Regions from separate parts of the Homo sapiens genome. Here region 1 is linked to region 2. Evidence: chromatin loops called from intact Hi-C (ENCODE). Cell type or tissue: Calu3. All regions are shown on one strand. Each heading gives the region's core, and the rest is flanking DNA. Links, peaks and the distances in the headings are about the cores only. Region 1 has its middle 60 kb from the start of SPOCK3. Region 2 has its middle 390 kb from the start of SPOCK3.

Region 1 (16,575 bases), core at 2,756-10,755, 330 kb after region 2:
GTGAGGGCTGTTAATATGCTTCTGATCTCAGGAGAGAACTTACTCTGAATTTAATCATTAAGTATAATGTTGATTGTAGTAGTGGTAGTTTCTGCTGCTGTTGCTGATCTTTTACCAGATTGAGGAATTTTTCTCCTTTTTGTATATAGCTGACATTTTATCATGACTATTTGTTGAAGTTTATCAAATATTTTTTCTTCAAGTATTTTTCTTCTTCAGTCTGTTGAATTATATTGATGGATCTTCAACTGCTGAACCAGGTTGGAATAAATACCACCCAGAAAATGGCTGTCTAGAGATGTCAGATGCCAGTTCTCAGAAAGAAGAACCAAAGTTGGTTCTTGCACATAGTTATTCATAACTCGAACAGAGCATGAAGGGGAAAGTGCTGGAGCCTAGCAGAGCCTCATGGGATGAACCTGGGGCATAGTAAAAGCACAAGCAAGAGGATCTGGTTAGGATCCCCGAGGAACTTGTCATCTGGCAGAAAGGGCAGGTGAGAGTGCTTCGTCTCTCCTCGCCCCTGCAGCTGACCTCAGGTATCCAAACTGTTGGAAAGCTCCTCTTCCCTCATGAACCCAAACAGTGGTGTGGGTAGCAATTTTGGAACTTCTTAAGAACATTACACCAGACCACCAACTCCCACAGAATCTCTGGCCCTTCCTCCCGACCCAAGAGGCAGTGGCAGGTGCCAAACTGGGGGCACAGCCATTGCGGGGACTGCGTCCTGCACAGAGAATCTGAGCCCTTGTGTCTCTACATCACCAGAGCCCCTGCAGACATTCCCTAGCCTCTGCCACACAGGGCTGGGGGATCCGGAGAACTGAGGGGTATCCAGTGGTCTAGGTCTCCTCTTGGGACTACTGCTCCTAAGAGAAGGGAGAATGCAGAGCACCAAGGAAACACCACTTGGGACAAAGAACACAGGGTCTCCAGGGAGGGGAGTAAGACAGCTTCATGTCTCCAAGTCTTTCCCAAGTTCCTTATCATCACAGAGACACTATCTCTAGCTTTCAAGTGTATCAAGCAAAGATCCTTGCAGTAACCTTGTCTCCCAAGGCTTAGACTCTTCAAAAATACCAAGAAATCCATGGCAAATTGTCTCTCAACAATTTCGATCGTTTTTGTTTTTATTTTCTTTAGATGGAAGACAAAATCGTAAGCATTCTATGTCCTAATTTAAGCAACTAATTGTGTACTGTTCTCTTGTCTTGCTTTACGTATCTGTTTCCATTTTTTTAATGTCCTTTCCATTAAAATATTTTCTTATTTCCCTTATGATTTTCTCTTGGATGCAACTATGAGTAACGTATTGTTTAAATTTCTAATTATTTTAGAATTTTCCATATTTTCTGTTATTAATTTTTGACACTTGATTGCATTATAATTAAGAAATATACATTATATAATTTCAGTTCTTTAAATTTGTAAAGTTTTTTTCTGGCCTCACATATCCTCTATGTTGGTGATTACTTTCATATGCATTTAAAAGAAAGTACATTCTCTTGAGTATTCCATAAATGCATATGAGTGTTCCATAAATGTCAATTAGGTCAAGTTGGTTGATAGTGTTGTTCAAGTCTTCTTATAGTTATTAGTTTTCTGTTTATTTTTTCAATCAGTTCTTGAGAAAGATTGTTGAAGTCTCCAACTGTATCGTGATGTATCCATTGTCCTATCATCCTTAACTGATTTTGCTTCACATTTTGAAGTTTTAAACATTATGTAATATCTCTACCCTTAACAATTTTTTATTAGGTAATATCTCTGCTCTTGGAAATTGTTAAATCTGCTTTGACTGATATTAGTATTCCATTCCAGTAAAATTTATCTGCATAATTGGATTACTATTTACAGCTTTTTTCTTATTTTTAAGCAGCTGTCCTGATTTTACAATATACTTCTTCAGTTATAACCGACTACCTTCAATACTATTATGCTGTTATATGTGTAGTGTTAGTAACTTACAAAAATGGAGCCCCAATACCTCTCTTCCATTTCTGTGCTGTTATTTTTATGAAATTCATTGCTGCTGTTTTCCTTTAGACAGCCAGTTCTCTTTTAAACTATTTACATGAAGAAAAATGACTTTATCTGTGTTTATTCAAATCCATGTTCTCTTTTGTGTATGCACAGATCTATGTCTCTGCCTAGTGACAAATTTGTTCTATCTGTGGAATTTTCGTTACTATTTCTTCTGGTGAAAACCTACTAGCAAAGAATTCTCCCAGTCTGTCTAAAAGATATCTTCACTTTTTCTTTATTGTCAAAAAAATATTTTCACTGACTATATGATTTAGAGATGACTTAAATTTTAATTTTATCAGGTTGATGAGGGCAGTCTATTTTCTTGTATACATACTTTCTGACAAGAAGTATCCTGTAACTCTTGTTCCTTATATGTTGCGTTTTTCCCTCCTCTGGCTGCTTTCAAGAGTTTCTCTTTATCTCTTTATCTTTGCTTTCAGCATTTTGACTATAATATGTCCAGTTTTTTGTTGTGTTTCGTTTCTCTAGTTTATCCTGCTTTGTTTTCTCTGCACTTGTCAGAACGTCCGTATAATGATTGTCATTAGTTTTGAAAATTAGTCATTTGTTTGTTTGTTTCGAGATGGAGTCTCACTCCATCTCCCAGCCTGGAGTGCAGTGGCACAATTTCTGCTTACTGCAACCTCCGCCCACGGAGTTCAAGCAATTCTCCTGTCTCAGCCTCCCGAGTACCTGGGATTACAGGAGTGCACCACCACACCCAGCTAATTTTTTGTATTTTTAACAGAGATGGGATTTCACCATGTTGACCTGGCTGGTCTTGAACTCCTAAGCTCAAGTGATCCACTCCCTCTTGGCCTCCCAAAGTGCTGGGATTATAGGTGTAAACCACCGCACCCGACCTGGTTAGTCCTTTTCTTGTCAAAATATTTCTTTGGTCACTGTCACTCTGTTGTCTCTTTCTTAAATCCCAATAATATGTATGTTAGGCCATTTAATATTTTCCCACAGCTCTTGCATACTTTGTTCCTTTTCTTCCTTCTGTCCTTCCTTCCTTCCTTTTTTCTGTATGTCTTTCAGTTTGGGTGGTCTGCATAGATGTGTCTTCAAAGTTCACTGATTCTTTCCTCAGCTATGCAATAATGAACATATAGAAGGTATTCCTTATCTCTGTTACTATTTTTTTCTTTTTTAGAATTTCTGTTTGCTTCTTATAGTTCTTATCTATCAGCCAAAACGTCCTATTATTCATGCTTGTTGCCCACCTTTATCATTAAAACACTTGAGAGATTAATTATATGGACTGGTTTGCAGATAAGTTTTTTTTTAAAATATCTTCTCTACTTTCAATTTTTGGTCTTCCCTTTGTTGCTGTGCCTCAAAGCTTCTCTTTCTGTCCAGGCTCTAACTTCTTCTCCAGCAGTAGACTACCATTATTTGTTAGCCTAGCGGTGGGAGGAGATGGTGGGGAAAAAAGTATTCTCTGCTTTCTGGGTCCCCAATCCTAGCTATGTGGTGTTTCCCTGGTTTCAGGAGATGGGCCTTCCCAATGATCCTGATATTCCTTCTTCTTTGCTTTCTTTCCAATGTTCTGCACCAAGAATAGTTTCCTTCCCCTTCCCCAGAAGTAGAAGATTTTTGTTTGTTTTACTGTTTTTGATTTTCTTCTCCCAGCAGCAGATCTTCACTTGTGCCCTGAGAGCGAAGTTTTGATCTTCTAATTCCAAAACATTTAAGGTTTTGTTCTATAAGGTAGGAGGATCCGGCTGAAGTTTCTTGCTTTTCCAGAATGGCTGTTGCTCCTGTGGTCCATGTACTATCAGGGACACTTTTTTTATTTGTTTTATCTCTTACCCTGGCTGCAGTCTTTATTTTGAGCACCCAAAGATTTCTATGGGGAAGAGCGTACCAGTGAATATAATAAGTTCTCTTTGTGTCTGCATTTTCCAGGGATTCTGTGTTCTCAGACTCACCTACACTTGGCTTTTAACAATTTGATAAGAATTTTTAGATGACAATGCTATTCTTCTTAATAGCATTTATGGTACCCAACACCTACCCTATGCTATGTTCCTTGGAGGCACTTATCTTTCTTTAGCATATAGACTTGTGAGTTATTCTTCATCCAGGTCTTTCACTGATTCAAAATAGTATTGCTTTTATAAATTATATAGCTTTTTCTTGTGATAAGTGCAGGAGCAATGTGTTTTCCAGTATTTTATTTTCTAAGTCAGATACCTGATACATTTGAAAAGCTTGAATTATATTTGAATTGAATTTTATGTGATTTTCATATAGAAAGCAAGAAATCTTAAAAAGCATCATTTTATATACAATCTTTATTACAAAAATCTAAAGCAATATTTTATATATACACATATTTAAAATTATTATTACTTAATGAGATGGGGTCTCACTATGTTGCCCAGGCTGGTCTTGAATTCCTGGGATCAAACAATTCTCCCACATCAGCCTCCTGAGTAGCTAGGATTATAGGTGTGCAACATTACACCTAACATTTTATATACTATTTATTATATCTATATAATATATTACACATTTTATAATACTTTATATCTATAAATGATTCTAAGAACCAGAGTATATTATTTTACCTGTGTCCCAAAGATTATTTTCATATATGATATCACAAATATTGGTTGCATCCAGATTCTGTTGAGTCTCCAAATGGAATATTACAATTTCTGCAGTGTAGTAAATCACTGCAACAGGTGAGTGGCTGCCAGAATGAATGTTTAAAGGCAACTTTATATCAAATTACTGAGTATATATGCTTTTACTTGTTTCAGGTTTAAAATATAGAGAAGTTAAAACACATAAATAAAGACCCGTATAAGTCAGGATGGCATAAGTGGACTTCAAGTGGTTAAGGTCTTGCATTGTCTAAAACAGCACTGTCCAATACAAAATTATACAAAGATGAAAATGAAATAATCAGATAACGAAATAATCAAAGTGATAGCAAATTTCCATTGAAATATATGTGTGTGTAAATATGTTTGTGTGTTTTAACAAAGATAGATGTTCATTCTTTGAAAAGACTAACCAACATAGTGACCAAGAAAAAAAGGAAGCATAAATAATAATAATAATAATGTATACAGCTAACAAAAAAGTGACATTTATATACATCTTACAGATTAAAAAGATATAAGTAGCTTTATGCTAATGAATTTGATGATTTAGATGAAATAGTCAAAACCTGAGAAAAATTTAAGCTTTGGAGATAAGATAAAATAGAGAATCTGAATAGCCTATACCTATTAAGGAAATTGTATCTGTAATTAAAAACAAAAATTAAATACCTTAACACAAAGAAAAATTCCATGCCATAATGGATTCAGCAATGAATTCTACCTAATAACTAAGGAGGAAATATAACTTTTCCAGGAACTAGCAAAAGAGAGACTTCCTCAGCCTTTTCTCTTGCAAATCATTAAACCTCATTTTAAAAATAGGAGGCCATTAAGAGAAGAGAAAACTGGTTATTCTCATGAACATAAAAGCAAAAATCTGAAATAATATTTGCAAACCAAATCCATTGAGATGAAAATGAATAATATTTTATAATTAAGTTGTATTTAACTCAGGAATGCAGAGTTAACCTTTAAAAAAATCAATTAATGTATTTCCACTAAATAAAACAGAAAAATCATATCATCTCTGTAGCTGCAGTAATAAATAAAAATTAATTAATGATAGGCCGGGCACAGTGGCTCATGCCTGTAATCACAGCATTTTGGGAGGCCGAGGCGGGCGGATCACCTGTGATCTGAGTTTGAGACCAGCCTGACCAACATGGGGAAACCCCATGTATACTAAAAATTGAAAAAATTAGCCAGGCATGGTGTTGCATGCCTGTAAACCCAGCTACTCGGGAGGCTGAGGCAGGAGAATCACTTGAACCCAGGAGGCACAGGTTGCAGTGAGCCGAGATCGTGCCATTGCACTCTAGCCTGGGCAACAAGAGTGAAACTCCATCTCAAAAAATAATTAGAATAATAATTAATGATAAATACCCATATAAAGTAGATATAAGTGAAACAAACTTCCTTAATCTGTTAAAGAGTATCTATAGGCTGGGCATGGTGGCTCAACCCTGTAATCCCAGCACTTTGGGAGGCCAAGGTGGGTGGATCACTTGAGGTCAGGAGTTTGAGACCAGCCTGGTCAACATGGTGAAATCCCATCTCTACTAAAAATACAAAAATTAGCTGGGCATGATGGGATCTCTTTGAGATAATCCCAGCTACTAGGGAGGCTGAGGCAGGAGAATCACTTGAACAGGGAGGTGGAGGCTGCTGTGAGCCCAGATTATGCCATTGCACTCCAGCCTGGGTGACAGAGCAAGACTCCATCTGAAAAAAACAAAACAAAAAAGAAAAAACAACTATCTACAAAATATTTACAGCAAATGATGATAAATAGTGAAATATTGAAAGAAACATCAGAGATTCGGTGGAAGATGTCAATATCCTTTTTTCTTTTAAATGTTGTACTGGTTCTAGCCAGTGAATTAAACAAGCAAATGAAATAAAAGTTACAAAGACTGAAAAGAATTTCTACTAGGGAAAAAAAGCACAAAATCAGGTATGGCCAAGAACTCAAGCAGGCGTATCATAAGATATGCAAATAGTCAATACATATGTAAAAAGGTGGTCTATTTGATCTGACATCAGTGAAATGGAAATTAAAAGTAATGCAAATTAAAAATAAGATACAACACATACTTTCACCAGTGTCTAAATGAATGATGTAACAAATGTAGCTGAGGAAATGGAAAAACTGATCTTTTATATATACAGGTGATAAAAAGTTTAAATTTCTACAGAACTACTGGAATTACCTAATAATGTTGAATATGCATATATCTTACTAACCAGAAAAACTACTTGTATGTTTGTACTCAATATAAATGTGTCTGTGTCTATGTATGTGTGTGTATGTATTGTTGACCTGTTAAGCTTGATTCAATTGAGAAAACAAGGTAAATTTACACATACACATATACACATAAACAGACACAGACACATTTATATTGAGTACACACATACACACACACAAACATAGACATATAATTTGTAATAGCCAATACCTAATAAAAATCTAAATGCCTATCAATAATCCAATGGTGAACAAATAAATTTTTATTTATTTATGCAATTTAATACTAGAGCAATGAAATGAATAATATTACCTTAAACACACCAACATGGATAACTGTCACAATGATAGAGGCAGGAGGCAGCTAAATGCCTAGGCAGATAGGGAAGGGTCTCAGAGAACCCCTGACCCACCCAGATCATTGTTTATAGGGGGCTGACCTAAACATGCCCACGGTGAAAAATTTCATCCCTTAACCCATGCACAATAAGGGAAATAAATCAATGTGGAGTGGCTCAAACGAAGGGCCCGCATGCACACTGGAAGCATGGGGTGGGCCCACCAAGAATTCATGGCTTATGCTAGGAAGGAGGAGCCTGGCCTCTTCAGCTCCTGTGTGGGAGCCCTGGTATTCAATTGTGAGGTGCAAACCTGTTTGCAGGACCCCTCTTTGCTGAGAGCCTTCCATTTGCTTATTAAATTCTGTCCTTCTCACCCTTCAATGTGTCCGCGTGGCTAATTTTTCCAGCTTGTGAGACAAGAACCGGATTTAGCTGAACTAAGGAGCAAAAATCCTGCATCAACAACATATGGCTGGATGAATAAAGACAGACATAAAAGTATAAATATATGTATATTTGCATTTATATAAAGTTTTAGAAGCAAAACTAAACTCTAGTGTTACTCTAGTGTTAGAAACCAGAAATTTTTTGAGGGAGAGTAAGGGAAGAGTTGATGGGTAAAGATAGGAAGGATTCTTCTTATACATTAAAAAATTTAAATTCTTGTGTTAGGTAGTGGTTACACAGATATTCTCTTTGAGATAATTCAATGGGTTTCACATGTATTTATATTTGCCTACTTTCCTTCTATATGTGTTTTATTTCAGTATTTTTAAAGCAAAAAGACAAAACAAAAATGTGAAAACTCTATTATTTTTAGATGGCATAATTTTTTTATAAATTCACATCTCTTTGTATTAGTCAAACTTCTTCAAAGAAACGAAACCAGTTGGATGTGCATATATAGAGAAAGAGATGATTTTAAGAAATCAGCCCACGTAATTATGGTAAATGGGACATCCAAAATTTACAGGTTGGGCCTGCAGGGTGGAGACACAGGGAAGGGCCAATGTTGCAGTTGGAATCCTAAAGACATCCGCTGGCCGAATTCCCTCTTGCTCGGTGTGGGGAATGGGGTGGGAGAAGTTAGTGCTTTGTCCTCTTCCGGCCTTCAACTGACAGGATGAGGCTCATCCACACTGCAGTGGGCAATCTGCTTTATTCACAGTCTGCTTTATTCAAAGTCTACTGATTTCAATGTTAATCTCATCCAAAAACATGCCCACTGAAACACCAAGAATAATGTTTGGCCACATATCTGGGCCACATATCTAGGCACCGTGGCCCAGCCAAGTTAACACAAAATTAATCATTACACTTCTTTTCTGAATCATATTTATATAAAACTTTTCAAATATTAAACAATATAAAATTATTCAACAATATACATATTGATTAAATGCAAGCCAGAAAGTGAAATGCAAAGGACTAAAAGCTATTATTCATTTTTTAAAGCTCAATCCTCTGTCACATTTTCCCCTTATTCCTTATAATAAATTTATACAAACCAATTAAACTTTAGTATTTAGGCATGGCTAACAGACAGCTGTTAAGTAAGTAGACTATAATTTGGGGAAGCGTATATAAAATCAATAGTATTTAAGATCATGTTATCAATTTTAAGTTTCACTTATACATAGAAAAATGTATTCTTAGCCAGTGTATAATAATTGATTAATGGTTTGATAACTATATGTTCTAGAATGTTAAAGCTAGATTGTCCAAATTTCTGTCTACAAAGAATTCATTTTTTATTTAATGATGACTGATCTCTCTAAGAATACATAATATAGAGACTTTTAAAATATATATATAATTCTGTTAGCAAAATGGGTAGACTTAGTAGTAATTTTCCTCCAAGTTGATTAGAATTCTAGGGATTTGCATTTTGGTTCAGTTTAATACATTTGTCAGATGGAATCTTAAATTATATAGTAAGCTCTGAAGGCTAAATTCCTTTATAATGGCATTGTTTCAAGATTTCTCATGCTGATTAATGCAAATCTCTAAATGGATTCTTATTTGGTTAACTGTAAAGCTTGATTCAATTGAGAAAACACTCAAGGTAAATTGTTTGCATCATTTAGGTAGTCACTTTCCCCTCAAAGTTGTACACAGCTCTGTTAGTGTTGTTTTTAAATTATCGTGGTTGTATTTATGATGTCTAAATTGCATGCTTTGAGATTGAATGAATGACATTAGTATTTCATAGATATGTTACTGGTCATTTTGATAGCATGCCCTGTGAAATAACAAAAATGTGGCTTATTCATTAGAGATTTGCAAGTAAATTCTACAATTTCATTTTTAATGATTGAGTATAGGGACTAGGTGGGTTTGTCTTATTTTGTTTTATGCTAGAAAACTAAAAATAGGAATAATTAATGGCTAATTTAAAAATATATTAAAATTTTCTCTAACACTTAGAAGGTACTCAAAGTCACCCCTTGGTCTATGATTTCCAATGTTGTCTTGCATTCTGTTCCAAACTCTCAGAAACTTTGATCATTAAAAATACACAACAAAAACAAAGTATTCTATTTCCTTACATGTAATCAGATACCTAGTTTTTAAATCTATTTTTATCTCCCTGCCTTCTCTCCCTCCATGTTTCTCTACTTAAGGTAAAGCTGGTTTGTAGACTTTTCTCTGCCAGGGAGAGAAACAAGAAAACAAGTTTAAATATGCCCCATATTGAGCACTGGAATTTGTAAAATAATTTTGTGTAAAGATAAAGGAATATTTTACTGATGAGAATCTTCAGGGGAATCTGCGTAGCATTTTTCAAAATGTAGTCTACAAACACCTGTGGGATAATCACCTGGGTATATTATTTAAATGTAGATTTCTGGACCCCATCCCGAATATCTGAAGGTCAGGGTGGGAGACTGGGATGGAGTACTGAGAGAGTGATAAACCTTGGATTCTACATATTCATTAATAATTTTCCTTTACACAGTTTTTTAAGAAAAATATCTGTTGTAGGATATTTTACACATTGGTAGAAATGTTTTTAAGTAAAAAAGGAATGGTAATATTTGTAAGCCAAGTTCTTCCTATCACAAACTTCCACTGTCAGCCTGATTTCAAATGAAGAATTATGCAAAGGAGCATACAAAATCTAGCAAGGTAAGGCCTTATAGGTTATTAAAATCTAAAATTCTAAGTCTACCTATTTGGACCAGAAAATTCTTTGTTATTGGGAACTATTCTGTGCATTCTAGGATGGTTAGCAACATTTATGGCCTCTACTCAGTAGATGCCAGGAACACGTCCACCTTATTGTGACAATCAAAAATGTCTTCAGAGAATGCCAAATGTCCCAGGGAGTAAAACTGCTCCACCTCTGTTGAGAAACTCAGGTCTAGGGAAATGTTCACAGGAAACGGATTTCTTTTTCTTGTACTTTCATCTACAAGTTCTATTTTTTGATGACTGTGAAATTTGAATAATCTGAAAAATATCTAACATTCATATAGTTGTTTATATTTTCAACTTTTATTACAAGTAGCCTAAAAAAGTTGGTCTACTTTTGACAAATTGGCTTTAACTGGAAAAGCTAATATTCTTTTTTGCCTCCCCGATCTATCAATCACCCTTTTATTCTACCAAACCATTATTTTGTCCTTCAATATTATTTTTTGGCTAACTAAATTGAGAGATTTTTTTTTCATGGTTAGAAATGGAGAGTCAAAAGTTATTTCAAACTAAGCTATTCTATTACATATAAATATTTTTTGTCCTTCCAGAGAAGTATGATACTCTGCAACCTTAATTAGCTACATTGCTAATAAATTATTGACTGAGTGTAAACAGTGGTAAAATTAGCCTAGTAATTTTATATTAAATCCCCAGTCTTCCATTAACTTAATTTCATAATTTCTCATTGGTACCACATTCAGTTAATGGTATATCGAATGTTCTCCAGTGTTTCAGATATGCATGAGCCAAAGCTCCCAAAGTCATGACACTCCCAGTCTCAATATGAGCTTTGCTGTTTCTTGGATCTACACAACTGCCTGCTGGTATCCCTGGGAGTTCCATTGAGGACTCAGAGGAACATATGGCCCTATGTATTGTGTCCTAGGTTCATAATGAAGAATAAGCACAAAACATGTCAGAATTATGCTGCACTGTCAGGAAAATTCCAATCAATGTAAGCTCAGCAGCTTTATTCTCTAGAAACAGTGTTCTGTCTCTAGAGAGCCACCTACGTGGGCATAAAAATGGAAAACAGCAGCAGTATATGCATTCTGTGAGCTGGCGTCCTAGAATGTTTAGTGGTTTTCTTAAAACTGCTTTCTGATAAATCTCCATGAAATAAATTTTTTCTACTTCCAGTAAAATAAATTTAAACTTAAAATAGTTTCATGTGCAAAAATAAAGTGTTGGTTGTATTTTAAGGATGAGAGGAGCCTTTTTTTCTTAATTAAAAATTTTTCCCCAGGATTAGTAGACCTCACTGTTGTATAAGTATTCAGAAATCACAAGGGGGCACTCTTTTACTAAATACACCAGGAAAAATGGTAAGATTTCAGTGTGTGACTTTTTTTAAGTGTTTTTTTTTTTCATAACAGTAGTTCTATTGATATATACAAAATACTATTTTTAATGATAAATTTAGAATATTCCTCACATGTTACTGTGTCCATAAAAAAAAATCTCAATTCACTAACAATTGCAGCACAAAGGTTAAATAATTGAACTCCCTTTAAAATTGTACTACAAAAATAATTTTCTCTTGAGAATGAGAAAATATTTCCATTGAGAATAAAAGTTTTAGAATGTATGGAAATGACATTTTTTTCTGCTTATACTTAGAAATATATTAATGAGTTTTCCATTTGCAATGTTTGTTTGGTCAGCTAGTAAACATTTAACATTCCATGAATTTTACATGATTTAAACATTTTAGCAGGAATGCATAATATATTTTACTTTAAAATGAAATTGTATTGTTCTCTTTATATGGTGCAAATGTTATCTGGAGTGTTTCAGAGATGGTAATGATATTTGAGGATGAACCAGATAGAGTTTTTACCGTTATGACAACATTAGGACTAGAAATATGAGGTAGTAGGAGTAGTAATAAACTAAGTGTTTCACATGAGTATAAAGCCAACATTATGCTAAGTCATAAGATAATCTATTCCTCTTATTAATAATCATAAATAAAAATGAAAAATAGATAATAACTCTTACAATTTTAATTTTAACACGTTTTATGTGAAGAGGCTAAGAGTATTCCAAGATGAACAATAAATGACAAATTTATTGATGTGGTATTACCATTTTAATTTAGGATGATTTCATTAGATTTCAATTGTTTCAAATGAATGATTTAAATGAAAGTTAAGCCAATCAATGAAAGAATTATGAATAATAAATATAATCATGTTTCCAAGGAAGCTACCTATAATATCTAGAGAAGAGCTTAGAGTAGTTAAAAAGTTCTAGGAGAAGTAAAAAGAATCCTTAGTAGTTAGAAAAGGTAGGTGGGGCAAGATGGCTGACAAGAAGGAGCGGCGATCAGAGGCTTCCATCAAAAAGAACCATAATAGCATGTGAATCTTGCCCCAACAACCAAGCTATCCAGGTTTTCTCATCAGAACTGACTAGGCGGCTGGTATGATCCATGGAAAGGAAGGAAGAGCAATGTGGTGCCATGGCCCACCTGAGAGTCACAGAGGGCAGAAGAGCTCCCACCCCCCAGTCAAGGGAGGCACCTTCTTGAGTGACATCTACAGGCGTGGGAGCAAATCAGATGAATAGGGCCTGAAGAGAAAACCCAGCAAACCACAGCAGCTCTACAGAAAAGGGACCTAACCATTGAAAGATAAACAAACATACAGAAAGCAACAACAGCATCAACAACAACAAAAAGAAAAAGTCCCCACAAAAGCCCCATCCAAGGGTCAGCAGCCTCAAAGATCAAAACTAGACAAAGTCATGAAGATGAGAAAGAATCAACAAAAAACATGCTGAAAACCCAAAAGGCCAGAATGCCTCTTCTCCTCCAAATGATAGCAATGACCCTCCAGCAAGGGCACAGAACTGGACAGAGGATGAGATGGACGAATTGACAGAAGTAGGCTTCAGAAGATAGGTAATAAAAAACTCTGCTGAGCTAAAGGAGCATGTTCTAACCCAATGCAAAGAAGCTAAGAACTTTGATAAAAGGTTAGAGCTGCTAACTGGAATAACCAGTTTAGAGAGGAACATAAATGACCTGATGCAGCTGAAAAACACAGCACGAGAACTCTGTGAAGCTTACACAAGTATCTGTAGCTGAATCAACCAAGCGAAAGAAAGGCCATAAGTGTATGCAGACTACCTTGCTGAAATAAGATCCGAAGACAATATTAAAGAAAACATAATGAAAAGGAATGAACAAAGCCTTCAAGAAATATGGATCTATGTAAAAAGACCGAACCTAAGATTGATTGGAGTACCTGAAGGAGACGAGGAGAACAGAAACAAGCTGGAAAGCACACTTCAGAATGCTATCCAGGAGAACTTCCCCAACCTAGCAAGACAGGGGAACATGCAAATTGAAGAAATACAGAGAACATCACTAAGATGCTCCACAAGAAGATCAACCCCAAGACACATATTCATCAAATTCTCCAAGGTTGAAGTGAAGGAAAAAATGCTAAGGGCAGCCAGAGAGAAAAGCCAGGTCACCTACAAAGGGAAGCCCATCAGAGTAACAGCAGACTTCTCAGCAGAAACCCTACAAGCCAGAAGAGATTAGGGGGCCAATATTCAATATTCTTAAAGAAAAGAATTTTCAACTCAGAATTTCATATCCAGCCAAACTAAGCTTCATAAGCAAAGGAGAAATAAAATCCTTTCCAGAGAAGCAAATGCTGAGGGATTTCATCACCACCAGGCCTGCCTTGCAAGAGCTCCTAAAGGAAGCACTAAATATGGAAAGGAAAAACCGGTACCAGCCACTGCAAAAACACACCAAAATATAAAGACCAATGACACTATGAAGAAACTGCGTCAACTATGCACAAAATAACGAGATGGCATCATGATGACAGGATCAGATTCACACATAACAGTATTAATCTTAAATGTAAATGGGCTAAATGTCCCAATGAAAAGACACAGACTGGCAAATTGGATAAAAAGTCAAAAAATCCATCGGTGTGCTCTATTCAGGAGACCCATCTCACATGCAAAGACACACATTGACTCAAAATAAAGGGATGGAGGAAAATTTACCAAGCAAATGGAAAGCAAAAAAAAAAAAAAAAAAAAAAAAAAAAAAAAAAAAAAAAAAGCAGGGGTTGCAAAGCTAGTCTTTGAAAAAAACAGACTTTGAACCACAAAAGACAAAGAAAGGCATTACATAACAGTATAGGGATCAATTCAACAAGAAGAGCTAACTATCCTAAATATATATGCATCCAATATAGGAGCACCCAGATTCATAACACAAGTTCTTAGACACCTACAAAGAGACTTAGACTCCCAGACAATAATAGTGGGAAACTTTAACACCCCATTGTCAATATTAGACAGATCAGTGAAACAGAAAATTAACAAGGATATCCAGGACTTGAACTCAGCTCTGGATCAGGTGGACCTAATAGACATCTACAGAACTCTCCACCAAAAATCAATAGAATATACATTCTTCTAAGCACCACATGGCACTTACTCTAAAATTGACCACATAATTGGAAGTAAAATACTTCTCAGCAAATGCAAAATAACTGAAATTATAACAAACACTCTCAGAACACAGTGCAATCAAATCAGAACCCAAGATTAAGAAACTTACTCAAAACCACACAATTACATGAAAATTGAACATCTGCTCCTGAATGACTCCTGAAAAAATAATGAAATTAAGGCAGAAATCAAGACGTTCTTTGAAACCAATGAGAACAAAAAGACAGTGTACCAGAATATCTGGGACACAGCTAAAGCAGTGTTAAGAGGGAAATGTATAGCACTAATTGCCCACATAAGAAAGCTAGAAATACCTCGAATTGACAACCTAACATCACAATTAAAAGAGCTAGAGAAGCAAGAGCAAACTAATCCAAAAGCTAGCAGAAAGCAAAAATTAAGATCAGAACAAACTTGAAGGCTTTAGAGACCCAAAAAAACCTTCAAAAAAATCAATGAATCCAGGAGCTGTTTTTTTGAAAAAATTAACAAAATAGGCCAGGGGCGGTGGCTCACGCCGGTAATCCCAGCACTTTGGAAAGCCAAGGCGGGCAGATCACAAGGTCAGGAGATCGAGAATATCCTGGCTAACACAGTGAAACCCCGTCTCTACTAAAAATACAAAAAATTAGCTGGATGTGGTGGTGGGTGCCTGTAGTCCCAGCTACTTGAGAGGCTGAGGCAGGAGAATGGCGTGAACCCGGGAGGTGGAGCTTGCAGTGAGCCAAGATCGCGCCACTGCACTCCAGCCTGGGCGACAGAGCAAGCCTCCATCTCAAAATAAATAAATAAAATAAAATAAAATAAATACACCACTAGCAAGTCTAATAAAGAAGAAAAGAGAGAAGATTCAAATAGACACAATAAAAATTGATGAAGGGGATGTCACCATTGACCCCACAGAAATGCAAACTTCCATCAGAGAATATTAAAATTACTTCTATGCAAGTCAACTAGAAAATCTAGAAGAAATGGATAAATTCCTGGACAAATACACCTTCCCAAGACTAAACCAGGAAGAAGTCGAATCCCTGAATAGACCAATAACAAGTTCTGAAATTGAGACATTAATTAATAGCCTATCAACCAAAAAAAGCCCAGGACCAGACAGCTTCACAGCTGAATTCTACCTGAGGTACAAAGAGGAGCTGGTACCATTCCTTCTGAAACTATTTCAAACAATTGAAAATGAGGGACTCCTCCTTAACTCATTTTATGAAGCCAGCATTTTTCTGATACCAAAACCTGTCAGACACAGAACAAAAACAGAACATTTCAGGCCAATATCTCTGATGAATATCGATCCTAAAATCCTCAGTAAAATACTGGCAAACCAAATACAGCAGCACATCAAAAAGCTTATCCACCACAATCAAGTCAGCTTCATCCCTGGCGTGCAAGGCTGGTTCAACATACGCAAAGCAATATAATCCATCACATAAACAGAACCAAAGACAAAAACCACATGATCATCTCAATAGATGCAGAAAAGACCTGTGATAAAATTCAACATTGCTTCAAATTAAAAACTCTCAATAAACTAGGTATTGATGAAATGTAGCTCAAAATAATAAGAGCCATTTATGACAAACCCACAGCCAATATCATATTAAATGGGAAAAAGCTGGAAGCATTCCCTTTGAAACTGGCGTAA
Region 2 (16,575 bases), core at 5,251-13,250:
AATGAGGTTGTTTTTTTCTTATAAATTTGTTGAAGTTCCTTGTAAATTCTTGATATTAGACCTTTGTCAGATGGACAGATTGCAAACATTTTCTCCCATTCTGTACGTTGTCTCTTCACTCTGTTGATAGTGTCTTCTGCTGTGCAGAAGCTCTTTGGTTTAATTAGATCCCATTTGTCAATTTTTGCTTCTATTGCAATTGCGTTTGCTGTTTTCATCATAAAATCTTTGCCCGTGCCTATGTCCTGAGAAGGATTGCCTGTATTTTCTTCTAGGGTTTTTATAAATTGCGGTTTTACACTTAAGTTTTTAATCTCGAGTTCATTTTTGCAGAAGATTTAAGGAAGTTTCAATTTTCTGCATACGGCTAGCCAGTCCTCCCAGCACCATTTATTGAACAGGAAATCCTTTCCCCATTGCTTATTTTTGTCAGGTTTGTCGAATATCAGATGGTTGTAAATGTGCAGTCTTATTTCTGCCTGATGGAGCTGAAAAACACAAGAACTAACAAACAATATTTTTTATTATTATACTTTAAGTTCTGGGGTACATGTGCAGAACGTGCAGGTTTGTTACATATGTATACATGTGCCATGTTGGTTTGCTGCATCCATCAACTCATCATTTACATTAGGTATTTCTCCTAATGCTATCCCTCCCCGAGCCTCCCACCCCCCCAACAGGCCCCAGTATGTGATGTTCCCCTCCCTGTGTCCACGTGTTCTCATTGTTCAACTCTCACTTATGAGTGAGAACATGTGGTGTTTGGTTTTTCTCTTCTTGTGTTACTTTGCTGAGAACGATGGTTTCCAGTTTCATCCACGTCCCTGCAAAGGACATGAACTCATCCTTTTTTATGGCTGCACAGTATTCCATGGTGTATATGTGCCACATTTTCTTTATCCAGTCTATCATTGATGGGCATTTGTGTTGGTTCCAAGTCTTTGCTATTGTGAACAGTGCTGCAATTAACATACATGTGCATGTTTCTTTATAGTAGAATGATTTATAAACCTTTGGGTGTATACCCAGTAATGGGATTGCTGGGTCAAATGGTATTTCTAGTTCTAGATCCTTAAGGAATCCCTGCACTCTCTTCCACAATGGTTGAAGTAATTTACACTCCCACAAACAGCGTAAAAGCGTTCCTATTTCTCCACATCCTCTCCAGCATCTGTTGATTCCTGACTTTTTAATGATCATCATTCTAACTGGCGTGAGATGGTATCTCATTGTGGTTTTGACTTCCATTTCTCTAATGACCAGTGATGATGAGCACTTTTTCATAAGTTTGTTGGCTGCATAAATGTCTTCTTTTGAGAAGTGCCTGTTCATATCCTTTACCCATTTTTTGATGGGGTTGTTTGTTTTTTTCTTGAAAATTTGTTTAAGCCCTTTGTAGATTCTGGATATTAGCCCTTTGTCAGATGGATAGATTGCAAACATTTTCTCCCATTCTGTAGGTTGCCTTTTCACTCTGCTGATAGTTTCTTTTGCTGTGAAGAAGCTCTTTAGTTTAATTAGATCCCATTTGTCAATTTTGGCTGTTGTTGCCATTGCTTTTCCTGTTTTAGGCATGAAGTCTTTGCCCATGCCTATGTCCTGAATGGTATTGCCTAGGTTTTCTTCTAGGGTTTTTATGGTTTTAGGTCTTACATTTAAGTCTTTAATCCATCTTGAGTTAATTTTTGTATAATGTGTAAGGAAGTGATCCAGTTTCAGCTTTCTATATATGACTAGCCAGTATTCCCAGCATCATTTATTAAATAGGGAATCCTTTCCCCATTGTTTGTTTTTGTCAGGTTTGTCATAGATCAGATGGTTGTAAATGTGTGGTATTATTTCTGAGGGCTCTGTTCTGTTCCATTGGTCCATATATCTGTTTTGGTACCCGTACCGTGCTGTTTTGGTTACTGTAGCCTTGTAGTGTAGTTTGAAGTCAGGTAGCATGATGCCTCCAACTTTGTTCTTCTTGCTTAGAATTGTCTTGGCTATGAGGGCTCTTTTTTGGTTCCATATGAAATTTAAAGTAGTTTTTTCTAATTCTGTGAAGAAAGTCATTGGTAGCTGGATGGGGATAGCATTGAATCTATAAATTACTTTAGGCAGCATGGCCATTTTCACTACATTGATTCTTCTCATCCATGAGCATGGAATGTTCTTCCATTTGTTTGTGTCTTCCTTTATTTCATTGAGCAGTGGTTTGTAGTTCTCCTTGAAGAGGTCCTTCACATCCCTTGTAAATTGGATTCCTAGGTATTTCATTCTCTTTGTAGCAATTGTGAATGGGAGTTCACTCATGATTTGGCTCTCTATTTGTCTGTTATTGGTGTATAGGGGTACTTGTGATTTTTGCACATTGATTTTGTATCCTGAGACTTTGCTGAAGTTGCTTATCAGCTTAAGGAGATTTGGGGCTGAGACAATGGGGTTTTCTAAATATACAATCACTATTTTTAATGTCACATTGCCTGATGATTTATGCTTCACTTATCTGAAAATTTTATTCTAATACGATCCCATTCTATTCTGATGACATCAAATAATATATCTTTCTGTGTACTATTTGAAAACAATTCCAGTTTATGAACAGCTTTAAATGTGCTATTTCCCTAATTAATACACGTTATGAAAAAAATAACTTCTCAAATTTCATCAAATTAGAGTTTGTTTCACATATCCCCTCTTTAATTAAAGGGGCTGTATTCACATCAGCCCTCTTTAATACTGGAGATAGAGAATGAAAGGTAAGTGAAGTTCAGTGTTTTTGTGATCACAGAAACTGCATTTTGCTAAATAGAGAGGACTGAGTATAACTTGAAACATCACACACCTAAAGCAGGATCTAGTTAATCAAGCATGACAGTTAGGAACAGAACAAAATCACAACCCTCAGCAGGGTGAGACAGACCATTAAAATGATAATATACTCAATTGTTGTCTTATTTCACTCCTGATATTCCCTGGCATTTGCTCATGTCAGTCATTTGGCATAGTTTGTCAGCTGAATATCAAAACAATCATGACAAGCAAATAAATATGAAAGTCTGAGAAAATATACCTTGACAGTATGTGCTGAGCATGAGTGGCAGGCAGCCTGCCGATACTAATGATTAAATTCTACTTTGTGACTAGAAACGCTAAGAACTGTTCCTCTTAACTCTGTAGTTAGATATATTATGATTTTTTTTTTCATATTTAACCCCCCTGCACACAGACACACAGAATGTAAGCAATTAGGAAATATTTCATATTACATTGGTTAACTCAGCAAATCTACTTTCTAAGTCAATTTTATGGACAGACATGCCTGGTTGAGTGTTCAGAATGAATTAGGCAGGGTCTAAAATATCAGCCCTCATAATATCTCCAGTGAGCAGGAACCTTCTGATCAGCAGCCTTCATTGCTCATTTATCATTTAAATAAGTTTCATCAGTATTGGGGAAAGGATAATTCCATTCTGTAAAGAGCAAACTCTACTTGGAAAGCAAGTTACTGGTTTATTCATATTTTACCAGTTGAAGCCATGTCAAAGATCAATACAATCATGAGAATAGACATTACCTTTCAAACAAATTGGCATGCATTATTTTTCGGAAAAGCATTCATCAGTTCAAACAGACTATATTTAGACATGTGGCAAGAATGGCAAGAATTCTTAGAAGGTAAAAAGCTCCCTGTTGTCCCTTTATCTATTTCTCCCTCTCTCTCTCTCTTCTTCTTTTTTATTTTTTTTGGTTTAGAGACAGGGTCTCACTACATTGCCCAGGCTAGACTCCAACTTCTGGGCTCAAGGGATCCTCTCATCTCACTTCCCAGTACTATAGGGATGGGCCACTGTGCCCTGCCGTCCCTATTGTCTTTTAAGCCCTCAATAATGAAAGACTAATTTATATAATTTACAAAAGTAAGTCCTTGAAGTGTTGATTGCCCCCACACATTTAGTGCCTAACACGTACACAATGTATAAATCAATGTAGGTCTTTCTTCATGGGCCAATAAGAGCAACCACTAAATGGAGAAAAAAATCTTTTTTTTTTTTTTTGTCAGTGCTGGAGAATTAAATCTATGAATCCAAGTGTGCCCAGTAGGATCCTGAATTTGGTGTATCATCTGAACTCCACAGGGTTTTGTGTGGAGGTGCTGAGAATCACATTCACCCACCTTGCTTTTTCTGATTGTCAACATACTGCACGTATGCCCAATTTAAGCAGAAAATCAATCAAGATATTACACAGCAGTAACATACTGCAGGTTTCAAAGAAGCTCTAAATTCTCTTAGAAATCTGGAAAAGCAAACTGGAGCAGCTATACATGAAAATTGTGTGCACTACTTACTACCAAAAAGACCTGTTAAAATTCAGGCTTATGTTACTGCATTGTCCTTTCTAAATTTTTCTGGGGAGGGTGGTATGAAGAAATTAAACTTTTCATTCTGCGAATAAATATGCAGAAATCATTTCCTAGAATTTATATAAACATTATGACCAACCAAAGAGTCAAAGGATTAGACCTACTTAATATATGAAAGGTGTTTTTCTTAATAAGATGCAGTAGAGTTCAATATTTCTCTCTATTTTTAATGATTACAAAGTCTTTATTACTCCCTTGAAAATAGATTATAGAGTGGTTAATATGTTACTTTCAGTTTATTTTTATTCTTCTTAGCTAAGGAAATAGTATTTAAAGAAATAATTATCTATGAGAAAAAGTGTTTACATTTAATATGACTAAATCTAAATAAATGTTCCAAAAATAAGTAGAATTTATTGTTTCTGAAAACCATTTTTTTCAGTTTGTAACTAATATATTTTCTACTATATTGTGCATTGGGATTTTGATATTTTACACCTCATCTTCCACTGCTGGGCACAGTGGCTCACACCTGTAATCCCAGCACTTTGTGGGGCTGAGGTGGGCGGATCACTTGAGACCAGGAGTTCGAGACCAGCCTGGCAAACAAACAAACAAATTATATTTATATATGTAATATAAACAAATATATATATATATAAACTTATATATAATTCCCATCTTCCATTTATTTTGTGTTTAAACTAGTTTATAATTGTTAAAATATATTACTTTTTAATATTCTCTTTATTGCATGAGGAATAAACTTTAACAAAGGAAACAATTTACAATTTTTGGTAGGACTGAAAAAACATTATTTAGGTTTTACTGGTAGAAAAACTGTCTCAGATTTTGTTTTGTGTTTTCTAAAAGATGTAAAGATATATCTTTTTATATATATCTTATAAAGATGTATCTTTTATATATAAGATATAAAGATATTCCACTAAGTTAAATTATATGTTTTATAATTTTTATGATGGAACATCAAAAGGAATATGAATACTTAGCTAATATCTGTCATAAAAATAAAAATAGCTCTTGTGTATTTTAGAAATCACAAAGTACTGCTTGGAAAAAAATATGTAAGTTTGTGACAAAGCACTTAGTTCTGTCAGTGATATATGAAGACACAGCTATCAGGCACTGGCATTTGGATCTGATAATATAAAGAAGGTTTAACGAACCCATATCATCTAATACATTGAATTTCCATTGGGACCATCTTCAAAAGAAAATATTTTTATAGTTTCCTAGATTATATTTGAGTCAGAGAAATAATTGACAAGAGAGACATGACTAAAATAAATATTTTAGAAGTTGTTCTAAGTTGTATTGAAAATAAAAAGAAAGGTTAAAATTCAATATCTTTAAAAGGGGATTTTGAAAAGAAAACACTCTATGAGATAGATAAATATATTTAGAGCAGAAGCCGCGACTGCTAAAGCCTCAAGCATGGAACCAGCCTGGTGTATTCACGACGCGGCAAATGGGCCAGTACAAGTAGAACAGAGTGAGTGGAATGTGAGTTGTAAAAGATGAGGTAGGACATTTAGGCCAAGATAGGAACATGTAGGGCATTGTAGAACAGGTAAGAAATTTCCATTTTATTTTCAAAGCAATGAGAAACTATTGAGATATCTGAAACAGGGACTGACATATCTAACTTACATTTTAAAGTGTTTAAATTCGCTGCTACAGAGAGAATGCATCATAGAAAGACAAGAACAAACCAGGGAGGCAAGTTGGGAAGATCATGCCATCGTCCGGGTGAAAGAGATGTATAACATAAACTTTGCATTTTAAATATTTTTAAGTACACATTGCAGTGACATCAATTAAATTCACAATGTTGTACAATCATCACCACCATCTACAGATAATTGGACAAGGGTTTTATCAGTGGTAATGGTGGAAACCTCTAGGTTCCAAAACACATTTTGGAGGTGATACCAGAGGATTTGCTGATGGATTGGATATGGGATGTGAGGGGGAAGAAAGTTTCCAAGATGAGTTCTGAATTAATGGCCTAAGCCACTGGGTAGCTAATGGTGCCATAAATGGAAATAAAGGAAACTAAGGGACAGTAATTGAACAGTGGCGGATGAATCATCAAGTCTGCTTTGAATTTGTTACGTTTTGGGATCAAGGTGGAGTTGGTGAGTGCACAGTTGAATATAAAACTGGAGCCCAGAGAAGAGGTTAGAACTGAACATAAAGGTTTGGGATTCAGTGGCAGGCACATAATCTGAGGCATAAAAATATCACTGATGAAAAGAGTTAGAGTTGGGGAACTTTGACAATAAGAGTTTGTGAAAGGAATAAACAGCCAGCAATGAGATTAAGAAGAAGCATCTAATAAAGCACCAAGAAGAGTATGGTATTGCAGATGCATAAAGAGAAAAATATTTCATAGAGCAAAATGTGTGGTTTACTGTAGCATCTGACACAGAGCAGTGAAGGAAGAAGAAAGAGAACTAACCATTGAATTTAGCAAAAGGTAGATGTTGTTGACCTTAAAGAAAATTGTTTATATAGAATGAGGAGGGGTAAGTTTGATAGGAGTGAAGTATGAAGCTAATTGGAGTTGAGAAAAAAATAGATTTGAAGTGAAAAGAATTCTATTTAGGAAATGTGTCACAGGGGAAAGAAGAATGTTGAGTGATACATAAGGTGACTATGGAAGAAATTTTTAGATGACCAAGGTAGCTAATTAGTAGCATTATGCATGGAGTTAGACAGAATTTGACAATGCAAAATAATTAAAAAAAATTAAAAATGAGAAGGTAGGGCAGAAAAAAATGGAAAAGTTATAGAAAACGTGCCTTTGTTTAGGTGAGAAGAAATGAGGTACAGAGAATTGGTGAAGTTATTGGCTGGGACAGGAGCAAAAACTTTTCTTCTATTGAAATATAAGGAAAGGCAAATCATGAGTTATGGACATATTGCTGGAATTACTGTTCAATGGGTACTGAGTTTCAGTTTTCTGAAATGCAAAGGATTCTGGAGTTGGATGGTGGTGAGGCTTTATCAATAATGTAAAAATACTAACATTACTAAAATATACACTTAAAAATGGGAAAGATGGCAAATGTGTTTATGTGCATTTTACCACAATTAAAATATTTTTTAAATATTTTAGATTTGTGTCAGTAGCAAATTTTGAAAGTTCTGGTCTCGTGGGTTTTGTATTCTCTGTGAATTAAAAATAAATAATCTGTTATGAATGATGGGAGAAAGTATTAGGGTCTAAGATTGAGAAACAGAGAAGTAACTATCTTTCCATGAATTTTTACCTGTCTGCATATCTAGTAATATAACTGTGAATATTTTCTCTACAAAGCCTGACTATACGTTCTTCTACTGCACTAAATCATATTTTAGTTATGATCTGTCATTAGTATGTGAGAAATAAATTAGGAGAAAAAAACAGCAATATAATGTTATTTCTAGCTCTATACTTGGGTTTATTAAGAACATTTGCATGCTGTTTCAACAACTTCTTCAAATCAAATTAACCAACTGTTATCAAGCTTTACGCTCTTTCCTGATGACCATCAATCCCAGGCTCTAACAATTACCCAGAGCTACAATTCTTTATTAGTAAACCTCTCCTGGTAATTCCAAAAATCAAGAGCCTGAAACTTTTATCAGGTCCTAGCTACAGGAAGATCTAGTTTTGTCATCAACTACTGTGTGCTAACTATACCCTGAATAGTCGTCTCAATGCCTACCTAGATTTACAGTTAGCAAAGTACATGGTCTGTGCATTTAAAATTGCTAAAATAAAAAAATGAGGATTTTGTCCTAAAACACTTAGGATTTAAACTTCTTAAATTGTACACAGATAGATAACTTGAAATGAGACTGTTTTGTACTTTTGTGAATCAATTCTACTTAAAATGTAGGCAGTAGCTTTTCCAATAGCAGTTACAAGGTAATTTGTGCTTTCAGGACACAGGTGTCTAAGTGGCCAGTGGTCTAAACGAGGTTTCCACATACCAGGTATTGCTCATCAGTGTGCAATTTGTATCCTCATAAAAGTGTACATCAGTAGTGTTCAGGGATACTCATTGGATTGGGTGTCACACTATTTATTTGGCTCATAATGTGTGTCAAGGGACCCTACAGTGAAAGTCATTTGTAGAATTCCATCTGCTCTTCTACAGGCAGGTAGCCAGGTCCCATTGTTGAACAAATTATATCTGATCACTCCCTGATGCTATGTATAATTGTTTTCTCTTCTTTGATGTGAATGTTAGGAAATAAACTATGAAAAATAATATATGTTCTTAAAAGAAAATTAGGTGAAAGTTTGTAGTTAACAGTTGATCATAGAAATAGTGGCTATAATAACAATTAAACTAGGCCAGATTTTTTTCATCTACATCTAGATATGTATCAGGTACATAATTTTTAAACTTGCATTTTTACATTCATGTTGTAAAAATGCAAGTTAAAAATTCAGTTAGCAGTTAGTTATTTTCAAATATAATTTATCTACTACTTTCTGATGTCTCAAAGTTTAGATAAGAATGCAGAATTCTCTTGGTGGTGTTGCTGTAAAGTACACTCAGATGGAATTTACTCTCCACTCAGTTCCAAAATAAAGACTTCAAATATTTGGTACCAAAAGTCCATGCCATATGAATCACACTGTTTTCATTAACTTCATGGATACTAGATATTTGACAGTAGGTGTTTTTTTGGAATTTGAACTGGCAACTGATGACGACTTCTGTTTACTTGTAAGCACTCTATTTCTCCTGCAGTAAATTTTCACTTGAATTTTGATGCTGGGTTTCATGTTCCGGTAGTAACATCTTTTTCTGTCCCCTCTACAGCTCACGGTGATGTGAGGCATTTTTTTGGTCATCACTATAGGTATTCTAAAGGAAACTTTTATCATCTCTTTGTCTTACTAGTGCCTTGGAAATTCATTCAAATAAACTCCCTATTCTTACCTGCCCATTGACAGGTAAGGGAATGACAGGGTCCGTAACAGCTGCAAATGAGATTTCAGGTGCGGCCCCCCTCCTCCAGTGGCTTTCAGGCCTGCTTCCTGGGACCTTTGCTGAGCGAAATCTATAGACCAGGCTCTGGCTATGGTAAGCTCATGAATGCCTGAATTTTCTTCTCTGCTTGCTGAAGTGATACAATTTCAGTCTGATTGGACTTCTTTCAGTGTCCTTAGCTCCAGTCTGCCCACCAGAGGGCAGCCTAGAGCGGCTCCCTGGTCAGCGTCTTAGCATCCTAGTCCCGGTCAGGGCCTTTGAAAGATACCGTACACATCTGGGAAGGAAACTGAGGTACTCTTCTCTCCATAGAAACATCCTTAACAAAATTCCTCTGGCAAATTCAGTGTGACTCCACAAACATAGAACAGAATTTAAGAATTAACAGGACTACAGTGCTGTGGAATGAGTCACGGAGGCAAGTGAGATAGTGAGATACACCCAGCCAAAAGAAAAACTGCATAGTGCTCTGCATAAACACCTGAGTGGTTAACAAACTGGTAAATGTGATATTGGAAAAGAAGGGAACCCTCACATTCTGGAAATGGCAAAATACCTACTTCAGATACGTAGCTTGCTTGTCAATCATTGTTAGTTAGCATGCAGTATTGCAAAAACCACCGTAAAAATGCACAAACGAGGTAATATTAGAGATTCGATATTTGCAGAAAGTATAAAGGATGAGTAGAATTATCTGGGAAGTTGGCATATATATATGTGTGTGTGCTTATATATATATCTATAATATGTATGTTTTAATATTTGAAATTAGAAAAAATGGCTGGGCACCATGGCTCATGCCTGTAATCCAAGCACTTTGGGAAGCCGAGGCAGGTGGATCACTTGAGCTCAGGAGTTTGAGACAAGCCTGGCCAACATGGTGAAATCCAGTCTCTACTAAAAATACAAAAGTTAGCCGAGGGGTGAGGGAGGTAGTGGTGCACGCCTGCAATCCCAGCTACTCCGATAGCTGAGGCATGAAAATCACTTGAACCTGGGATTCATCAGGCCACTGTACTCCAGCCTGGGTGACAAAGTGAGACTCTGTCTCCAAGAAAAATAAAATAAAAAATTAGAAAAAGTTTTGGAGAAACAATTAAAAGGCAAATCTTTTATGTTAATATTGTTTTAATTGACAAAGAATACTTATATATGTTTATGGTGTACAATGTGATGTTTAGATGTTTATCCATATATAAGTGGAGTGAGTAAATCAATCAATACATATCTATCACCTCACTAATTTTTTTGTGATGATACATTCAAAATTTACTCAAAAAAAAGGCAAATATGCTAATTCATTAACATCATGAGAAAGGACACAATTTAGCATTTTGCATAGATTACTTAAATCTCCCAAATATAAAGTTCATAAATTGCTGAGAGTGTATATTATGTTTCAGGAATTATTACACAGTTTACGTAGTATCTTAGTGATACAGTTTGTCTGTGTCCCCACCCAAATCTCATCTTGAATTCCCACGTGTTGTGGGAGGGACCTGGTGGGAGGTAACTGAATCATGGGGGCAGGTGTTTTCCATGCTGTTCTCATAATAGTGAATAAGTCTCACAAGATCTAATAGTTATATAAGCGGGGGGTTCCGTGCACAAGCTCTCTTCTCTTGTCTGCCACCCTGTGAGATGAGCCTTTCACCTTATGCCATGATTGCGAGGCCTCCCCAGCCAAGTGGAACTATAACTCCGTTAAACCTCTTTCCTGTATAAATTGCCCAGTCTAGGGTATGTCTTTATCAGTAGTGTGAAAATGAACTAATACACTTAATGTCTTAACTCAATCTTTACTATATTCTGGTGAAACTGAAGCTCAGAGATGATAAGAAATTGGTCCAATTCCAGCTAATAACTGAAGAATTTCAAATTCAGATCAAATTTTAAATGTGTTCACTTTCAAAATACATTTTCTATCCTTTCATTTTTTTTCTTTTGCCTTCTATGGGGTTCTACATTTTTTTAGAAATAGCATATAATTTAACAGAATTTTACTGCTGTTGATGCTCACTCACCTTCAAATCTATTAACTTTCCTTTTTTTCATTTTCCAAAATTTAACCTGAGATTTAGAAGAAAAAAAAGATAAATGTCATCCAAAACATCAGAGTGAGGAAAAACAGAGATTCATATGGCAGAAAGTGAAGCTAAAATAGTCAGACCTAATAGCTGTGGGATGACATAAGTCAAAACATGGCCTTTGAAAGACTAGTTGAAAAGAAGGACACATAATGGAATCTTATGAATTTGGCTACAACTCAAGACATTTGTTTGCAAGTGTCTGATATCTAATTAAACTAGCCTAAGCTAAATGGTAGATCTGTTGGTGGAAATCTGGGATAGCAAACAAAACAGAGAGTACAGCTAAGTAACTAAGTCTTAGGAAGACAGAAACCAAAATAATCACATGCCTGTGCCCCCCCCCCCATATTTGTTTATTTCATGGTTTAATTCTGAACATTTATTATGACTTTATCACCATCTTTCTCTAAGAGACTGTATTAGCTCACAACCTCTTCTTCCACCAGCCCATGTTTGAAAAATAATGTGGATGTACCTAGAGAATTGCATTGGCTCAATGTCAGCTAGATCAGACAGCGTGGCAGGGTCCCCAGCATTGTAACCCACACAGAGTCTTATGCCTGGGGAAAGGGTGGTGCATCATGCTGTGGTAGCTTCCCCGAGAACAAAGGGAATCACAGCCTGTGCTCTCCAGAGACTGAGGGTTGCCTGCTTGTGAAGGCTGACAGCAACTCTGCCTTCACCAGCAGCAGGACCCTGTGCCCCTGCATTCACCCCGAGAACAGTCTCTCCCTTCACACTGCTGTGGCTACTCCTGCTGAGGTCCAAAGTACTTGCTCCCTGGGACCTAGAAGTCATCTACCTACCTGGGCCTGCTCCCTCTGACAGCAATCCTACCTTTCCAAACAGCAGATCCACTGCACAATTGCAGGCACCCTGAGGTCAGGCTCTCATACACATTACTAGGTATTGCCTTATCCTACCTACTACAGCCTATGCTTATTTGCACCACTAGGCAGCCTAAGCGTAGGTCCACCTGGCTTGGCACAAACCCCCCACCCAGGCTCAAGAATGCCACCCAGGAGAGTAGGGAACAGCCTACCCAGCGTAGCACCACTAGCATCTCCCAGCGATCTGAAGATGTGACCACTCAGCTTGCTGCCAACACCACTGCTGGCACCCAATAGAATGTGCCACCTGAGTACCTGGAGACTGGCTCACCAAGCCATTCATAGCTACAGCTATCATTCTCCCAGAGACCTGAAGATGGGACCCCCAGGTTGCTGCCAACACCACTGCTGGCAACCAATAGCATATGCCACCTGAGCACCTGGGAACTGGCTCACCAAGCCCATCATAGCCACAGCTATCATTAGCGAGTGCTACCTGTGACCTAGAAGGTTGTTCAACCACAGCTACTACCATCGCCCATGCCCAGGGGCCCAAGAACCTGCCCACCTATCCAACTGACCATGGTCACTCTGGCCATCTGGGATCCTAAGAATTAACCTCCCTGAATCCACTAATACAGGAGCCTGCATACACTACCTGGGGTCCCAAAGAGAGGTACATTTGGCCCACCACTGTCACCACTGGGGCTTGAGAAATGGCCCACCTGGCATCCCTAAGTCCAGTAAAGCCTTACCAGAGACTCCACTAACAACCATATCCAAGCCTATGAGGAAATCATGACACCACTGACACTGTTCACAACCAAAAATAAATCATATGGGAGACTTTAACACCTTGCAGCATTAGACATATCATCTAGAAAGAATATCAACAAAGAAACATTTGATTTAAACTGGATTTAGGCCAAATGGATCCAACAGACATATACAGAACATTTCATCCAATAACTGCAGAATATACCTTCTTCTCATCTGCAGATGAAATATCCTCCAGGATAGACCATACCTTAGGCTACAAAACAAATCTCAACAAATTTTTAAAAAATCAAAATCATATCAAGTATTTTCTTGAACAGCAATGGAATAAAACTAGAAATCAATACTGAGAAGAACTTTGCAAACTGTAAAAATACATGGAAATTAAACAATATGTTCCTGAGTGAACATTGAATCAATAAAGAAATTAAAACAGAAATGAAATTTTTTTAAACAAATGAAAATCAAAACACAGCACACTGAAACTTACAGGATACAGTGAAAGCAGTGTTAAGAGGAAAGTTTATAGGAATAAACAACCCCATCAAAAAAGCAAAGAGATTTCAAATAAAAAATCTGACAATGTATCTCAAGAACAAGAAATGCAAAAACAAAACAAACCAAAACCAAAACTAGTAGAAGGAAAGAAATAATAAAATCAGAGCAGAACTAAATGATATAAAGTGCATTAGTCTGTTCTCACATTGATAATAAAGACATACCCTAAACTGGGTAATTTATAAAGTAAAAAGATTTAATGGACTCACAGTTCTACACAGCTGGGGAGACCTCATAATCATGAAGGAAAGCAAAGGAGAAGCAGAGTCACATCATATAGGGCGGCAGGCAAGTGAGCTTGTGCAGGGGAACTCCCATTTATAAAACCATCAGACCTCGTGAGACTTATTCACTACCACGAGAATAAGTGGTATGGGGGAAACTACCCCCATGATTCAATTATGTCCACCTGACCCCACCCTTGATACATGGGGATTATTACAATTCAAGGTGAGATTTGGGTGGGGACACAGCAAAATCATATCACAGAGACTACAAAAACAAAAAAAAATCAATAAAATGAAATTTGTTTTTTTTTTTTGAAAAGATAGGCAAAATTGATAGGCCACTAGCTAGACTAACTAACAAGAAAAGAGAGAAGACCCAAAGAAGCAAACTTAGAATTGACCAAGGAGACATTACAACAACAGAAACACAAAAGATTATGAGACTATTTTGAACAACTATGCACTAGCAAATTGCAAAATCTAAAGGAAATGGATGAATTACTGGACACATACAAACTACTAAGATTGAATCAGGAAGAAATACAAAACCTGAGCAGAACAATAATGAATAATGAGATTGAAATAGTAATTAAAAGTCTCCTAACAAAGAAAAGCCCAGGTTCGATGACTTCACTCCTAATTCTACCAAGTGCAAAAAAACAACTAATACCAATTCACCTCAAACTATTTCAGTAAATTAAAGAGGAGCAATTCACCATACTCATTCTATGAGGCCAGCATTACCATGATGCCAAGACCAGACAAGGTGTAACAACAAAGAAAACTACAGGTCACTATCCCTGATGAACATAGACACAAAAATTCTCAACAAAATAGTAGCAAACAAAATCCAACATCAGACCAAAAACAGCCATCATCATACTTGATATTTATACCAGGTATGCAAGGCTGATTCAACATATGTAAATTAATAAATGTGGTATATCACATAAACAGAATGAAGGACAAAACCCACATGGTCATCTTAGTAGACACAGAAAAAGCATTTGATGAAATTCAGCATCCTTTCATAATAAAAACTCTCAACAAACTAGACATAAAAGGAAACTAATAAAGGCCATATATGACAACCCACAGCTAACCTTATACAGAGTGAGGAAAAGTTGAAAGCCTTTCCTTTAAGAATTGGAGTACAACAAGGGTGCACACATCTACTGCTCCTAGTCAACAAAGTACTGGAAATTCTAGCCAGAGCAATCAGGCAAGAAAAAGAAATAAAAGGAATCCAAACTGGAAAAGAGGAAGTCAAATTACCCCCTCTCTAGAGACAACATGATCTTCTACCTAGGAAAACCTAAAGACTTCACCAAAATAGCTCAATCTGATGAATAAATATAGTAAAGTTGCAGGATACAAGACCTATATATAAAAATCAGTATCATTTCTACACACCATTAATGAACTACCTGAGAAAGAAATCAAGAAGATAATCAGCCAGCTAAGAATAAATCAAGAAGACATTTACAATAGCTACAAAAAATGAGAAATAAATTGAATCAAGGTGATAAAAGACCTCTACAAAAGCAAAACTACATAATGCTGATGAAAAAATTTGAAGAACACACAAACAAATGGAAAGGCATCTCATGCTTACGGATTGGAAAAATCAATATTGTTAAAAGAAAAATACTATCCAAAGCAATCTAAAAATTTGATGCAATGCCTTTCTAAACACCAACATCTTTTTCCCAGAAATTGAAAAAAACAATTTTAGTATTTCTCTAGAACCAAAAATTATTCATCCAACAAGGGACTAAATCTAGACTATACAAGGAACTTGAACAACTCAACAATGAAAAAAAAAACAAATAATTCCACAAAAAGTGAGCGAAGGATATAAATAGACATTTCTCAAAAGAATATATATAAATTGTCAAGAAGTATATACAAAATGCTCAAAAGTATTAATCATCAAGAAAATGCAGACCAAAACCACAATTATGTATCATCTTACTCCACTTAGAATGTCTGTTTTCTAATGGCTGATACTAAAAAGACAAAAAATAAAGGATGCTGGAGAGGATACAGAGAAAAAGGAACTTGTATACACTATTGATAGAAATGTAAACTGGCACAGCCACTATGGAAAACAGGATGGAGATTTTTTTAAAGAACCAAAAATAGAACAATATGATCCAGCAATCTCACTACTGGTTATTTATCCAAAGGAAAGGAAATCAGTATATCAAAGGGTTACTTGCAATTTTATGTTTATTACAGCACTATTCACAATAGCAAATATATAAAATGAACCTAAGTGCCCTGCAATAGATAAATGAATAAGGAAAATGTGGTATATATACACAATGGAATGCTATTTAGCCATAATAAAACAAGCAAATTCTGTCATTTGCAGCAGCATGTATAGAACTGGAGGTTATTGTGTTGAGTGAAATCAACCAGAAACAGAAAGAAAAATATTTAATATTCTTATTATATGTAAGAGTGAAGAAAGTTCATCTCATGAATATAGAGGGTGGAGTAAAAGATACCAGAGACAGCCGGGTGCGGTGGCTTACGCCTGTAATCCAGCACTGTGGGAGGCTGAGGCGGGTGGATCACAAGGTCTGGAGATCGAGACCATCCTAGCTAACACAGTGAAACCCGGTCTCTACTAAAAATCCAAAAAAAAAATAAAAAAATACCAGAGACTAGGAAGAATGTGGGTTGGGAGGGAATTAAGAGATTAAGAGAGGTGGGAGG

What was found. A loop is a pair of places that touch in the nucleus more often than their neighbours do. Peaks named below come from ENCODE experiments on the same cell type or tissue, not always from the same donor. Only the 100,000 strongest peaks of a DNase experiment are listed, where the experiment ranks them.
Region 1: a loop joins it to region 2, with 3 times the contacts of the local background. A loop is called at or near these places in 2 of 110 quality-filtered maps.

Annotation. Positions count from the first base shown.
Region 1 is chr4:167,286,034-167,302,608 of GRCh38, reverse strand. No RefSeq gene overlaps it. Among named protein-coding and RNA genes, the nearest start is that of SPOCK3, 60 kb to the right of the region's middle. In Calu3, for the core only: no CTCF peak of the experiment used is centred there; no DNase peak of the experiment used is centred there.
Region 2 is chr4:167,615,898-167,632,472 of GRCh38, reverse strand. No RefSeq gene overlaps it. Among named protein-coding and RNA genes, the nearest start is that of SPOCK3, 390 kb to the right of the region's middle. RefSeq lists an enhancer at 6,421-6,590. In Calu3, for the core only: a CTCF peak has its summit at 9,549 (motif pointing right); a DNase peak (open chromatin) is centred at 9,572.